Regions from separate parts of the Mus musculus genome. Here region 1 is linked to region 2. A link is a loop called in an ENCODE intact Hi-C map of the cell type or tissue named here. Cell type or tissue: heart. All regions are shown on one strand. Each heading gives the region's core, and the rest is flanking DNA. Links, peaks and the distances in the headings are about the cores only.

The links. Peaks named below come from ENCODE experiments on the same cell type or tissue, not always from the same donor. Only the 100,000 strongest peaks of a DNase experiment are listed, where the experiment ranks them.
Region 1: it touches region 2 in a loop (2.7-fold over the local background); 2 of 42 quality-filtered maps call a loop at or near these places.

Annotation. Positions count from the first base shown.
Region 1 is chr12:118,830,672-118,838,788 of GRCm38, forward strand. No RefSeq gene overlaps it. Among named protein-coding and RNA genes, the nearest start is that of Sp8, 13 kb to the right of the region's middle. In heart, for the core only: no CTCF peak of the experiment used is centred there; no DNase peak of the experiment used is centred there; H3K4me3 peaks cover 1,092 bases; H3K27ac peaks cover 407 bases; H3K27me3 peaks cover 1,145 bases.
Region 2 is chr12:118,196,753-118,204,609 of GRCm38, forward strand. Dnah11 (dynein, axonemal, heavy chain 11) reads right to left here and starts at 2,291. Exons shown (of 82, transcript NM_010060.3): 1 at 1,787-2,291. The coding sequence starts at 2,080. In heart, for the core only: no CTCF peak of the experiment used is centred there; a DNase peak (open chromatin) is centred at 2,209; H3K4me3 peaks cover 1,108 bases; H3K27me3 peaks cover 2,051 bases.

The sequences.
Region 1 (8,117 bases), core at 1,543-6,542, 640 kb after region 2:
GAGTGATAGAGCAAATTACTGTGAAGTCCTCAGTTCAACCCCCATGACTGCAAAAAGAAAAGAGCAAAAAAAACATTAGAAGTAAAATTCTGTATCTTAAAAATGCCTTGAGTGTTACAAGACTTTTTTGTCTGTTTTTTTTTGTTTGTTTGTTTGTTTTATTTATAGGAGAATGGATCCCATGGCCCCATGCTGGTTCTGTAAGCCCTCTGTCTACTAGCTACTCCCCAGCCCTCCATTTCTTGGCACAGGGTCTCCCTTGGTAGCCCAAGCAGGTACAAAATTCATGCCCAGCTAAATATATCATCTACATAAGAAAATAAACAAACAAAAATATTCCTGGTTTGACCAGGTGTGGCTTACTCCTGGAACTGGGGAGGCAGAAGCATGCAGGTCTCTGAGTTTGAGACCATTCCTGACTTAAGCCAGAGATGAGCACTCAAACTGTGTCTCAGCAAAATAAAAGAAAATAAGCAAATCAAAGCAACCCCAAAACATCCTGGCTTTCTCTTCTAGCAGGTCTCTATTCTCCAAAGTAACAACATTAATAAACTCATTGAATGTGAATTAGTTGCAAAGGCAACTTCCTGTGGTTTTTGCTTTTCTCACCAGAAACTATGCATACCTTAAAACTGAGCATGATTATTAAGTGTGTCCAGAGTAGATAGATGCTCAATAGGTACATAGCACCTCAGTGGTTCTTCAGAAACTTATGCAGTTGGTAGGGCAGCAATATCTTTAATATTCTGTAAATAAATAATCAAAGGTTTGGGAAGAATCATGGATATATCAATGAGCCAGCAGAAAAAGCAGTGGATTGGAAACGGAGACCAGTTTTGCTAGTTTATAAGTTGGTGTCCATTTTATTATAACATATAGTTTCTCCAAATGGATGGGAAATTTAATCAGTTTTGTATAGAAATATGTCAATTTCTTTACGCTGATCAATAAGACCAAATTTCTCAGGGACAGAGGCAGTAACCACTAGCAGAGGTCAAAAAGCACCATGATTTTGCCTCATATGTGGTTCCAAGATTTTACAAAGACATATGCAAACATGTACGTATATTTGCCAAGAAAGTAAATGTGAAGCAATCTAGGGAACAAAGGACTATCAGGATGTAGGGGACCCTGGGAAAATATATGACATATGTCACGTACAACAAATATATATAATGACAATTTTAAAATTTAAGCTTGTTGGCTTTATTTAGGGTTTTACTGCTGTGGAGAGACACCATGACCAAGGCAACTCTTAAAAGGACAACATTTAATTGGGGCTGGCTTACTGGTTCAGAGGTTCAGTCCTTTATCATCAAGGTGGGAACATGGCAGCATGATGCAGGAGGAGCTTGAGAGCTCTACATCTTAATCTGAAGGCTGCTAGCAGAATACTGGTTCCCAGGCAGCTAGGATGAGGTCTTAAATCCCACACCTACAGTGACACAACTACTCCAACAGAGCCATACCTTCTAATAGTGCCAGTCCCTGGGCCAAGCATATCCAAACTATCACACTCATAGCATTTTATTGAATAAAATAAGCAAAGGTTCTACAGAAGAGGAGGAAGAAGAAGCATGAGTTCAGTATTGGGAACGGTTGCTTAGGTGGGAAAATAGCCAGTTCTAGGTCAGCCTGGGCCTGATAGCAAGACTGGATTAGTTATTTCTCTATTTCTGTGTTAAAACACATGATCAAGACAAGCTACAGAAGAAATGGTTCATTTGCACTAATTGTTCCAGAGGGTTGAAGTGTTCATGATGATAGCAAGCAGCACGTAGAGAAGTATGAACAGAAGGTGGGGGTTCATATCTTGAACCCCAAATAGGAAGCAAAGAACAGGCAAGGGGCTGACAAGGTTTTGAAATCTCAAAGCTGTTCCAGTGACATATTTCACCCAGAAAAGCCATGCCTCCTAAGTCTACCCAAACATTTCCACCAACTGGGGACTAAGTGTTTGAATACCCAAGACTATGGGGGAATATCTCTTACAAGCCACCATAAAGACCCTATCTCAAAAAGTAAGCAAGGGGTAGTGACATAACTCAAGGAGGTAAAGGCACCTGCTAGCAAGCCAGACAATGAAAGTGGCTTCCCAGACCACATGGCAGAAGGAGAGAATTGACTCACAGAAGTTGTCCTGAGACCTCACAAGTATGCTGTTGTATGTATACACACACCCATCACCATCACCATTGCCACTACTACCACCACCCCACATGTGTATGCACACATGCACACACTCATACATAAATGTAAAAAGAATTAATAGAATAAAGAAAGAAAAAAACCAATGTAGACTTTATGGCATAGGTCTATAACCACTCAGAGGCTGATGTAAGAGAATTACTGTGAATTCATGGTCCAGCCTGAGCTACATAGTAAGATTCTGGCCAGCCAGAGCTACATATCAAGGCCTAGTCTCAAAAAAGCAAACAATAACAACAAAAGTATAAATTGTAATGTATTAATGTTATAATATATCATTATGTATAATCATGTATTATAATTTAACTGTATAGTTAGGTGTTGAACTATTGAAGGAGGTATTTAAAAATGTGAACTACATAAGAATAAATGAAAACATTAAATTGAACTGATTTGTTTTGTTTTGTTTTGTTTTGTTTTTCAAGACAGAGTTTCTCTGTGTAACAGCCCTACCTGTCCTGAAACTGGCTTCACAGAACAGACTGGCCTCGAACTCACAGAGATCTGCCTGCCTCTGCCTCCAGAGTGCTGGGATTAAAGGTATGCCCCACCATGCCTGCCTAAATTAAATTGAAATGATCAAAATAAGAGTGAGTTGGACACAAGGAGGTAAAAATATGTATAAAAAATTGGATGTTCCCATTAATTTTTATATAAGGCTGTATGCATTTCAAACCTAGCAAACTGCAAAATTTCATCTACATTTATTTCAAAGATAGGCTTAAGCTCCAAGAATATCATGAAGTTTGAAGTTGACTTTTTATCAGAAGAGAAAAATAACGCTAATGAGTGAATACCAAGTACAACACAGTAATTCTACAGAGGTAAATATCTAATTACCTCCATTTCCCAAAGTGGGATAAATCACACATTAAGTCATATAATAATTTAAGGACTTGTAAGAGACAAGAAGATGTACTTGATATTCTTCAACTAATTACTTTTAATTAACATGTCTATATTATAAAAACATATGAGAGCATTTTAAAATTAAAAATGTAAAATTATTCAATGCAAGGAGAGTATGGATCTGTACAGCTCGAGGCAACACACCATTGGGAAGATGAGAGATCTTACTTCCATTTCCCTATTAAAGACTAAGTCTAGACATTCATAATTATACCAATTAATTGGCCATTTTGGCTAAATTATGTAAATTGTCTACATACACTTCTCAAAGTACATAACTGCCAATGCTATTTTCACTTTGGTCAAGACTATGCTACATAGCAAAATGAAGTGGATAATTAGGACAATTACTCTGATATTTTAGATCAAACATTAATTAAGGTAAAAGCAGATACATTTTTAAATTTGAATTGAAATCTAAATATTCTACTTGTATTCTATAAGCATGCCAAAAAGTAGCTTTTTAAATTGTCTTTGAAATCTGATTATATGGCAACTTTTAGTCAGAATTTCTAAATTTATGAAAACTCCTAAGATGCCTACACTATAGGGTAGTATTTTAAAGTTATGTATATCATAGACAACCTTGACACAATTTATGAATGTTCTGAACATAAGTAAAGTCCCTGGAATGCTAATGCTTGTGAACCCCAATGAGTAGAATATAAAGAGAATTTTCTATAATAGCATTAAGGGTATACAGAAAAATACTCTCTGGGCAGAACTTAAGGGCAGCTCCAGTTGTAAATAATCTGATTCTTGTATCTAGCCAGATAGAGTAAATAGCAATGACATCCATCTATTCATCTATCTATTTATCCATCCATCTTCTATCAACCTAGAGAAAACCTAAACAATAGCAATGAAATTTTAACAACTAATAACCTTAAGCATAGGAAATAGGTTCTTTGAAATGAAATGTTTCATAGGACCATTATTTTCAGCTTTTTTGTTGGTTTGAAATTATCAAAATAAAAAAGTTACCCCAAAAGTGCATTTTTAAGCACCACATAAAATAAGTAATAAACATTCAATACCCATCAAACCTCCATGAATATGATATGCCTGAGACTGAAAATTCTGTAGTCCCTCATTTCTTAAAACCATACTGTGAAATCTATACTAAAAGATTCTTTCCAATAGGCCTTAAGTGAGCACTTTAAAATATCCCCAAGGTTTCCCATGCAGGGTATAGTTAAAGAGCATTCCACTTGAGATCCTTGCTTGAAAGGCCCTATAGAATTGCAGAGTATCATTATTAAGCAAATGTTCCTGGGCCCTTGGGTGGTTCACTTAAAACACATTTCACTGTATTGAATATTCAATGCCAAAAGCACAGTGTTCAGTGTTAAGATTTGCAATTTAAACCCAGTTGGGAGAAGTAAAAGGTCTTGTAATTTGCCTATACTGTATTGCACTGATGTAGTAGCTTTCGTTGATAATTAAGTTCCAAAAATATGAGTTAGATTGCGGGAACAATGGGGGAAAGCTAACCTTCCTATTACAGCTTTAGCTCTTGACTTCTTGTATTTAAGATTACAGATGCTCCATTAAATCAATTTTGTGTTTAATCTCCTCTTGAAAAACAGTGAATGCAAGTCCCCAACTTTCTTCCCTTTCAGAGAACCCAAGTATTTGACAATGAAAACTACAAGGCTCAAACTAGATAATTAACACCACCCACTGGGGATAAGAAAAGTTTAGCAAGTCTTTTTTGGGTAGTTTTCCTTAACTAAATCTCACTGGGTTGGGATGTCAAAATATATTTCAAGTTGGATTTTCAAATGCATTTTTAAAGGAATAAGATTTGAGAGGATAGAGGTGTACTTAATATGATAAAATTAATTACATTCACTTTACATACATAGATTATTTCTCAAAAAAAGAGAACATTTCAAATCTAAAATTGTGGATTTTTAAAGGTTTGTTTAAATCACTACTGTTTACTAGCTTTGCTGCTTTAAAATCTTTTAGATCCTCAATATAATACAACATAATGCAATAAAAATGTGCAAGGCATAGGATTGAGAGGAGAAAAAGAGTAGAGAGAGAGGAAAAAAAAAAAGCCAGAGATTGTCAGTAAATAAAAAGGGAAATCAGGGCCTTATGGGTCATGCCTGCAATCCCAACCATTTTGGAGGCTGAGGCAGGAGGGTTGTGGCAAGTTTAAGGCCAGGCTGGACTAAGGAGACCAAAGGAAAATAAAAGTTACTTTTCTCTGAATCTATGTGTAGGTGCTGAGACTCAAAACTCTGATTCTGATCTTTAAGTGGGTAGTGGCACTCTGGGCTGAGGCCTCGGTCTTTACTGAAGGAGAATGAAGATTATCTCCAGGCTTTGGTCAGACTCAGAGTTTCCACAAGGGAAATGCAGTCGGTGTGCCTGAAGTTCACCTACAGGAGTGTTAACCTCCTGTGGCTTGGGGTCCTGTCCTCTACGGTGAAGGGTAGTGGAGAATGAACAGCAGTACTGTTCTTATCAGTGCGGTGCCTGGATCAGCAGCATTGGGCGTGAGCACTTGGTGGAAATATACAATACACAGGTATAGCCACAAAACTTAAACTGACCCTCAGGATTTGGCCCAGAAACCTGCCAGGTAATTGGAATAGCTCGGCGGGTGATGCTGATACAGAATTCCGGACATAAGAATCAGCACCTCACTTTTCAAAAGAAGCCAAGATCCGTGAGGGAGCTTTGGCCACAGTGGGCTTAGCTATTGCCCAGGCAGGGAAAGTCCGCTACAATCTGACCCGGCGGCGACCCCGCGCTCGCACCCGCCTCCAGGACATCGCTCAGAGCAGGTGTCAGGTGGGCGGCCCGGGGAGCGACGGGCCCCTCCCGCGGCCGCGCGTGCCAGCCTCAGCCCCCTCCCGCCCCTCCAGCCCCTTTGTCCGCCCCGAGGGCGGCCCCTTCCCGCCCGCAGGGTGTGCAAGCTCTCCGGGGGAGGGCGCGGAGGAGGGTCGGGGAGGAGCTGGGAGGATCAGGGCGGGCAGCTAAGCTTAGGGGTGGGAGCCGCAGCGCACCCGCAGAGGAGCCGCTCGGTGACCCGCGCTGCAACCCGTGCGCAGCCGCCGTCCCGGGGCGCGCTGGTGACTCCCCTTTGGCGAGAGCAGACACGGCCCTCAGCCCCGGAGCCTGAGGCTACCGTGTCTGTACAGCAAGGCGGGGGAGCTCGGCTAAGCGGATGGGAGGGCCGAGGGAGGGCCGGGGCGGGGCCCGGCCCGCAACAAGCAACCCGGGGCGTGCTCCTTCTTCTTCAGAGAAGTCGGACCTTGGTCCGGGACGCGTGCGCTCCCAGGCTGGAGAAAAGGAATTGGGGAAGGCGGGTCGGCAGGAAAGAGAGCACTACTGAGGACCTGAATATTCGGGGAGCAGCCCTAAAGCCGAGAATCCCGACGCCTTCTCTCTGCCCCTCAGTCTGGAGCTGTCATACTTTCCTATGACTGCTTCACCGTCAGCAGTGACTTTCTCAAGCGACTGGTGGGAAAAGTGGCCCTCCATTCACTTTCACTCCACCCCTAAAACCAGCAATACTGCTGAAGCTGACTGCCCTTCTGAGATGCTGGGAGAGGCTGGGCGGTTGCCTCCAACAGTGGAGGAGACCCCTGGAGCCTGTCCATTCCCCATCTCTCCTTCTTAGAATCTTCCAGTATCTTAGGCATAACACAGAAACGGCCAGCCAGGTGAATCGGTATATCAAAAACGGCCGAGTTTTCATGAAAGCAGGGGCCAATTTGAAGCACTAGAACAATTAAATGCAGAAACCGCAGCTCTGGGTGATTCTCTGCGTGCGGGCATCCTCAGTGGGCCCTGCCCTGAGAGGGGCGAGAACGAAGTTCAAGTCCCTCTGAAGCTGAGCTCTGAACTGGGGCGTAACAGGCACCTTCAAAGTCAGCACTGGGTTGTAATTTCTCTTCAGACTTCACACCCTACAATTTCTCCCACCCATTATTAACCATTTTGGGGTTTCTCTTCCTAAATCTTGCCTGAGGAAGCTAAGGGGAAGGAAATTCTGCTCATCGTCGCTTAAGAAAAAGTGTATGTTTGACTCGTTTGGCAATTTACCCAATAAAATTATTTATGAATATCAAAAGTATATAGTGAAGTTTTAAACACTATGTGCTAATAAACAATTTGTTATATTTTATAATGTTGATTAAAACACGAAATGAATTAACATGATCGATAGCCCAATGTCAGTCAGTAAAATAACACTAGTGCGGTTTTTAACTTAAAAACTTGCAAATTTTAGTTAGTTGTGGGCTCTTGGCTTGCTTTTCCCCCTTGTTCTTAAGGATCCACCTGGTGAGTTCTAGCAATCACTTCACTTTCTTCTTAACCAAACCAAAGGATGTGGGTCAGTTACTGTCCATATTTCAAGTATACAGGCAAAGAAAGTATCACACTGGTAACCTCTTTCTGGTTGATGACAACCGATTTTTCCCTACAGCACCAAGGGGTGGGGGCGGGGGATATATTCAGGTTGGAATACCACCAAAGCACCATCTACAGAAAAACTCTGTCCTTAATAGCTGTCCCTTTGAAAGTAATGGACACTCCATTTGAGGGCTGTAAATACCAAGTGTGGACAGTGTAGTTGTGGGTCTGTTTTACAAATGTTTGCTTTCTTCAGTGTTGATCAAAGACCAATGTGTTTGCCTTATGAGGCTGCCTTGGATAGTGTTTTTAGAGCAATTACAGACACGACAATAATCAATTCAGCTTCTTTTACCTTATGGATTCTCCTCCTCCAAAAAGCCAGGGAGGAGTTTTGAATAGAATGATTCATTTCAATAAGGACAAAGGAGACAGAAGGAGGAATGACACTGGCTGTGGCCGGTTAAGTGCAGGCATTGCTTAGAAGAAAAGTTTGATCCTGCCTCCCTCTGCAATTCTGGGTCTTATTTTGAATTAAAATGGGGCAGACTCCTTTGGTGGACAGCAGGGTTCTTCTTATTTGAGACAGAACCTTCTTGGCTAATATTGAGGTAGTACATGAT
Region 2 (7,857 bases), core at 1-5,000:
ACAAGCAGGGTTTGCTGTATCCCACTTGCAGACAGATTGCCAACAGAAGAAGTAAAACCATGGCATCTTGCCCATGTTTACAAACAAGGTTGCTCTGTTGCTCTTCTGTGTCCTGAAAAAGGTAGGGTTCTCTTTTTCCCTTTTTTTTTTTTAAACAATACCACCCTCAAAGACATGTCCATTACTCCTCAACAGCATATACCGTAAGAAGCTCATATACAAAACCAAACATAAGAACATTTTAATCCTAGTAAGGTTTTTTCCCCCCTTTTGCTAATTTTTCTCTTGTTTGAAAATAAGCCAAACTGAGATAAAAAGGGGTTAATTTGCATTCCTGCTGTCAAGGCAAAGAAGTGTTTAGCCAAGATAATTTAACATTCCTATAACTGTTAAGGGTTTTTTGGTTTTGTTTGGTTTGGTAAATACTACACTATTTAGTTTCTATGCTCTGAGAGTTTAAGGTGTCTTGACTTGTCTGACATACTAACTTATTTTTTAAAGTTATAATTAGGAGAATATCAAAACAAAGATATTCAAAACTCACACAGCTGTAATGCAACCATTCTGAGGGCTTGCCTCACACCTATCCTAAATGACGACATCTGGTCATTTACAACATGAACCCCAGGCCCAACAGATAACCTACTGGGCAAGGGCTCCAAAATCAGAAAAGAAGGAAGGAAAAGAAAGCAAAAAAAGGCAATGCCTATTAAGCTTGAAGCCTGTGCAAATTACAAGCTACACACACACACACACACCATGGAACTACCATCAGTTTTAAAGAAAAACACATCAGAGAATAAGACAATTGGACATAAGTTTTCAGAGTGCTATTGATATGTAACTTTCCAGGGCACACCTCTGCTATAAACAAGTAGACAGGTTACTTTACTTGGAATTTACGTTGGGGGTGGGGGGTGGGGGCAGACGTTTCCTTTTCAAGCACCCACATGGTGGTAATTCACAATAATTTGTAACCCCAGTTCCAAGGAATCCCAACACATCTCTTCTGACCTCCATGGGCACCAGATACCCACAAGGTGCACAGACATACATGCGGGCAAACATACATACACATAAAAAATGAATATATGTTCTAAAAAGAATTTACAATTTAATTGCTAAGATAATGCTCCTTGAAATCACTATCTAATCTATGCAACAAATATGTTTATTCTGTGTTTTAAATGACACCAGCCAGTCTAATGGTTGTTATTGTTGGTTTTGTTGTTTATATTTTGTTTGTTTGTGGTTTTGACAGGGTCTCATGGTGTAGTCCTGGAACTTGCTGTGTAGACCAGGCTGGCCAGGAACTCACAGAGATCCTCCTGCCTCCTCTGCCTCCCAAGTGCCAGGGGTAATATAGTAAGTGCCACAATAATCCAGCCAGTCCCCCGCCCCGCTTTTTGTTAGAACTCGATTATTTCTTTCCTGGACAAAATGTAGTTGGTAGATACTGAAACAACTCAAGCTATAAGGGTTTTGCCTAATACTTTGCTATCGTTTTTTAAAAGGATATGACTCTAGAGTTCCACCGGGGACTGAAACATAAGTTATTTGGCCCAAAAAGCTCCCCAGGCGCCATAAGCCCAGGCATCACAGACTGCGCTAGTTTTCTAACATCATTTTAGACAACCATCCCTTCTGGCAGGCATCCCTTGTAGAAAACTAAAGTACAGCGTTTTCTGCAGAGCTGGTGCACACGGGGACCCGGATCAGTCCAAGAGGCTGACTTCAAGTTCTGTTTAAGTCCGGCAGCGGGCATCCCTCTCGGGTCGCGCCTTACCTCGGGGGAAGCCGAGAGCCGCCCGGCGGTCGCAACACTAAACACCAGGCTGGCAGGACCAGTGCTCTCCAAAAAGTCTCCTAGGACCTGCCGGTGGTCATCGCTCTCCAGATACTGGCCCCACGTCTCCTCCGGGAACCTCAACGCCTGGCGCAGACGGCCTCCCAGGAAGCGCACCCGCGGGTCTAGGGCAAAGCGTTGCACTCTCCTTGCAGCCGCCGCCTCCTCGTCCTCCTCGTCCTCCTGCTCTGAGGGGCTGAGCCTCAGCACAGTCCCTTCCTCCTGTGCTGCCATCTCGTACCTAGAGAGGATTCTTGGAGTCGTGCGCCAAGGAGGCTATCACCGAGCCAGCGCCAGCCGCTCTGCCTGCAGAGCTAGGTGCACTGGAAGCGAGGTGGCTCGGACTGCAGCGCGTCCCGTTGCCAGGGAGATGGCTGCCCCGCCCCGTCCCGGGAGTGAGGGAGGAGCGAGAGTCTTGGGTCGCCCGGTAGCTCTCAGGCAGAGACCGGGAAATCAACTGGATTTCTCTGCTTTCCTCCCCTGGGCATCTTGGGGATCCCAGAAATGTTCCAGGACTAGTTAGCGGCTCTGGATTCAGCAGTACTGTCTTGAGCAGATAGTCCTGCTAAATTTGCCGCCATGGTAAATTTATCTAATCCCTAGAAAGCTGGGGCTAAATGCTCAATGTTTAACTGTGGATGAAGTATGGTCCAAAGTAGTTAGGTAGCAAGAAATGCTGCCACACACATCGTACACAGAGAATTGCTTATTCAATAAGTTTAGAGAAAGAATAAGTTACGTTACATTGTAAGTCAATAAACTACTTTCAATTTGGGGAAGGAACATTTTGAGCAAAAATACTAATATTAAAGTAAGATTTTTTCAAGGACTTAAATGTAACAAAATAGTAAAAGAATATGTAGCAAAGAATGTAGCTTCCTAGCTGCCATCAGAACAGTGACGTTGCACTGGACAGAGCCTGCCACATTCACCAAGGCCAGTGCAATTTTAACTTGTCATTGGGTTTTCTCCAGCAGAATAGTTTCTTTTTTCAGAAATAATTTACTCTATAAACCCAGTCTTTCATTGCAGTAGATATTAAGAAGTGCGTTTCCCTAGAAAATTTGTATCTCAGAGTAATAAATCCATCACTTAAGAAAGGCATGCTTTTTCTCAATATTTTTTCAAGTATGATTTAAAAGCACCAAGCAGGTACCATAATGAGTTCACTTGGCTTCTCACACACACAAAAAAAATCTTTATTAAACACCTACTGAGTGCCAATCACTGCTGATGCTGAACACACAGTATTGTAGGCACACTAAGCTTCTGTCCTCACATCACTTGTCTAAGTTAGCTCCACACTGACTGGACTGAGGCTATTCCACCTGGGTTTGCCTTCTATTTCTATCAGATGCTGTCAGAGCCATCTAGGATAGGCTAAAGGCATGCAGGTGACTTTTCTAGAGATGACCCACCATTTTTGCATGGTGGTGATGGGTAAACTGAATAGCAAGGCCTTCAGAAATTTCCTCTCAAGATTGCTTCTTGCAGCTGATATGCCTTTCCCAGTCACTATTACATAGTATAATAACTTCTGGACATTAGCCTACTGTATTGAGCAGATTTCCTGCAGATCGACATAAAGATAAACTTTCATGAATTAATGCTGCTTAGATGAGTTAATGATTTCATAGAATTCCTGATTTGATTCAAATAATTTTAGGAAGAAAGTTTTTTACATGGTTTTAGTTGTTTTGCCTAAAAGATGTAATAAAATTAGAATCAGGAATAGAATTTACCCCCTCCTCATAAAGTAAAGGCTACATAATAAAGAATACAATGAGCTTTCATAATTACACTAAAAAGAATTATAGACCTGGGACAAATTTGTGTTCAAAGAAAAACACTCAGGTCCAAGGATGAAGCCACAGGTGTGCACTATGATAAGACAAGGCCATTTAAAAACTGTTGCTTTGTTTAGCAAATTGTATCTTATATCTTGGGTATTCTAAGTTTCTGGGCTAATATACACTTATCAGTGAGTACATATTGTGTGAGTTCTTTTGTGATTGGGTTACCTCACTCAGGATGATGCCCTCCAGGTCCATCCATTTGCCTAGGAATTTCATAAATTCATTGTTTTTAATAGCTGAGTACTACTCCATTGTGTAGATGTACCACATTTTCTATATCCATTCCTCTGTTGAGGGGCATCTGGGTTCTTTCCAGCTTCTGGCTATTATAAATAAGGCTGCTATGAACATAGTGGAGCATGTGTCCTTCTTAACAGTTGGAACATCTTCTGGATATATGCCCAGGAGAGGCATTGCGGGATCCTCCGGTAGTACTATGTCCAATTTTCTGAGGAACCGCCAGACTGATTTCCAGAGTGGTTGTACCAGCTTGCAATCCCACCAACAATGGAGGAGTGTTCCTCTTTCTTCACATCCTTGCCAGCATCTGCTGTCACCTGAATTTTTGATCCTAGCCATTCTGACTGGTGTGAGGTGGAATCTCAGGGTTGTTTTGATTTGCATTTCCCTGATGATTAAAGATGTTGAACATTTTTTTTCAAGTGCTTCTCAGCCCTTCGGTATTCCTCAGTTGAGAATTCTTTGTTTAGCTCTGTACCCCATTTTTAATGAGGTTATTTGAATTTCTGGAGTTCAGCATCTTGAGCAATCCCACCAACAATGGAGGAATACAATTTGCTAAACACATGAAACTCAAAAAGAACGAAGACCAAAGTGTGGACACTTTGCCCCTTCTTAGAATTGGGAACAAAACACCCATGGAAGGAGTTACAGAGACACAGTTTGGAACTGAGACGAAAGGATGGACCATCTAGAGACTGCCATATCCGGGGATCCATCCCATAATCAGCCTCCAAACGCTGACACCATTGCATACACTAGCAAGATTTTGCTGAAAGGACCCAGATATAGCTGTCTCTTGTGAGACTATACTGGGGCCTAGCAAACACAGAAGTGGATGCTCACAGTCAGCTATTGGATGGATCACAGGGCCCCCAATGGAGGAGCTAGAGAAAGTAACCAAGGAGCTAAAGGGATCTGCAACCCTATAGGTGGAACAACAATATGAACTACCCAGTACCCCCCAGAGCTCGTGTCTCTAGCTGCATATGTATCAGAAGATGGCCTAGTAGGCCATCAGTGGAGAGAGAGGCCCATTGGTCGTGCAAACTTTATCTGCTTCAGTACAGGGGAGCGCCAGGCCAAGAAGTGGGAGTGGGTGGGTGGGGGAGTGGGTGGGAGACTTTTGGGACAGCATTGGAAATGTAAATGAAATAAATACCTAATTAAAAAAAAAACTGTTGCTTTGAATTTATGAGCGTATGGAATGAAACACTGCTTTGAACTTGCTATGGATACCTCTCTGTAACTCCCCTTTTGTGTAACATTCTATCTCTGAGGTAATTCTTTCTTACATAGAGAACTTTTTGTCTGAAAAGCTATAAAAATTGCTGCTAGCCACGAAGAAAGGAAGTGTAACCATTTCTGCTATATGTAGAAGGTGCAAGTGTCTATGTGTGTGCTTGAGTTCTCCCCTTTTTTCCTTTCCTTTTCTCTCTGGTTCACAAAAAAATTAGTAAGTTCCAAGCCTCTCACCTGGCCAGCAAGAGGCTCCTGGGCAAGAAAGGAACTCTAACAATCTTTTACTTAATTCCCTGCTGCTACACAACAGGAGTCAATTACCTGAAACCTTCGGATAACAAAGAGTTTTGTTTGTTTGCTTGTTTGCTTTACATTTTATTCTGAATTTTTTCTTTTTTCTTTTTTTATTGGATATTTTATTTATTTACATTTCAAGTGTTATCCCCTTTCCTGCTCCCCCCCCAGAATCCCCCTATTCCATTCCCCCTCCTCCTGCTTCTATGAGGGTGTACCCCACCCTCTTACCCACACCTGCCTCCCTGCCCTCTAATTCCCCTACACTGGGGCATCAAGTCTTCACAGGACCAAAGGGCCTCTTCTCCCATTGATGCCCCACAAGCTGGAACCTTGGGTCCCTCCTTGGTTGGTGGTTTAGACCCTGGGAACTCTTCTTGGTTGATAATGTTGTTCTTCCTATGGGGTTGCAAACCCCTTTAGCTCCTTCAGTCCTTTCTCTAACTCCTCCATTGGGGACCCTGTGATCAGTTCAATGGTTGGCTGCAAGCATCCACCTCTGTATATGTCAGGCACTGGCAGAGCCTCTCAGGAGACAGCTATATCAGGCTCCTGTCAGCATGCACTTCTGAGCAAAGAGTTTTAAATATTACCAAAAGCAAGCCACCTTTGCCCTAGCAATCACAACTTCTGCCACCACAACCTCCAACACCCCCACTGCCGCCTTCCCTGGGAAACCCCATAAAGCCCGGAAGGTCACCCACAAGGTGCTAATGTGTGATCCGAGCAAGCCATTTACCCTCTGCGTGCCTCAGTCTTCACCTGAAATAGGAAATCATCAACTTTTCAGCAAACACTTCCTCACTGACCTTCCCTTGAGAAGGGTTCACTTTAAGATTCATGGAGTTGCTTCAGTAACTGGATGTGAGCAGATGTAACACAGGCTGCAGACAGCTTTGTATGGTAGACCTTGTCCCTTCCACTTCTGATGCTGTTACGAGAAGAAAATTCTCAACTAGCCTGCTTGTACAGGGAACCAATCTCTTATTCCCTTCCCCACTCCTATCAAAGTTCTTGTCTTCCCAATAAGTTCCCTCCAACTTTCATATCTACACACACACACACACACACACACACACACACACACACATATACACACTACTGCCCTTAATTAGGGTTGTTTGCTTGGGCATGAGCGAAAGGCTATTTAATCCAGCAAGGACAATTTAGCAGAGCTAGTCCACTAAAAAACATGACTCCCCCAGTTCTCTCAACCAACTATTAGCTGCTGTTCAGTCCTCAGGGAGGGATGGAGTTCTGTAGTCCTTTCCTTATCAATAATGGCTGTTGGTGAGCCTAGGCTTGCCCAGTAACCACTATTGCTGTGAATGTGTAGGAGAAACAGTCATTTGGTGTCCAGAAGACAGTGTTTTATAGCATTGCTTCCCTTCCTATTTCTTTCAACATTCTTTCAGCCTCATCTCACAGTGTTTCCTGAGCCTGGGGTTGGAGGCAGGGAGTTGGCATAGATGTCTTGCTTACAGTGTTAGGCATGAAATCCCTCTGGTGGAACAGGCCTTGGAGCCAATCAGAAAGCAGTGTGTTATCCTCATAACAGTTGCTGTTGTACCAGTGGGCACACCCAGGTTGGCGGGTTAGTAATGGAGTTCACAGAGTTCATAGATAGATAGGTAAGACCACCCAGTGGCCTTCATAAACACCTTCCAGAACCAGAGAGGAACTGTTTGGCTCAATTACAGCTTAATTGATTTATGTCCTGCAACCAAAGTACTTGATGTCATTTAATGCAGGTATTTCTCCCTTTTGTGATTTTGATGATTTTGTTGTTGTTTTATTTGGTTGGGATGTCCTGTAAATTGGTGAATGGTGTATTAAATTCACGTGCTACTGTTTTGTTGGGTTTAATACATGACATTACATCTAGTAGTATTGTTTTTTAACATTGGGTGTACCTGTGATCACGCCTTTATGCTTAGAATTGTAATGTCCTCTTGGTGCAGTTCCCATAGTCAATGTGAAGAGGATCTTTTCTTACTATGTTCGAAGTCTGTTTTGTCAAAACTTAAAAGAGCAACAACTCCTTGTTTCCTGAATTCATTTGCTGAGATGACTCTTTTTCTGTCCTTTCCCCATGAGGTAGTACCTGTCTTTTGTGGTAAGGTACATTTCTTGGAGGCTACAAATAAATGGCTCCTGCTGTTTCATCCAACCTACATCCAACCTGTGTGCTTTGCTTTGAGGAATTGCGACCCTTGATATTCAGAGCAATTACTGAAAGGTATGAATTGATACTTGCCATTTTGTTGAGTCTGTAGTTGGTTCTTCCCTCTTCCTCTCTTGTTTAAGAATCATTCTATCATGGTCTATTCTTTTTCTCAGGCCTTACGGATGGACTTGCCTTTCTCATCAATACAGATA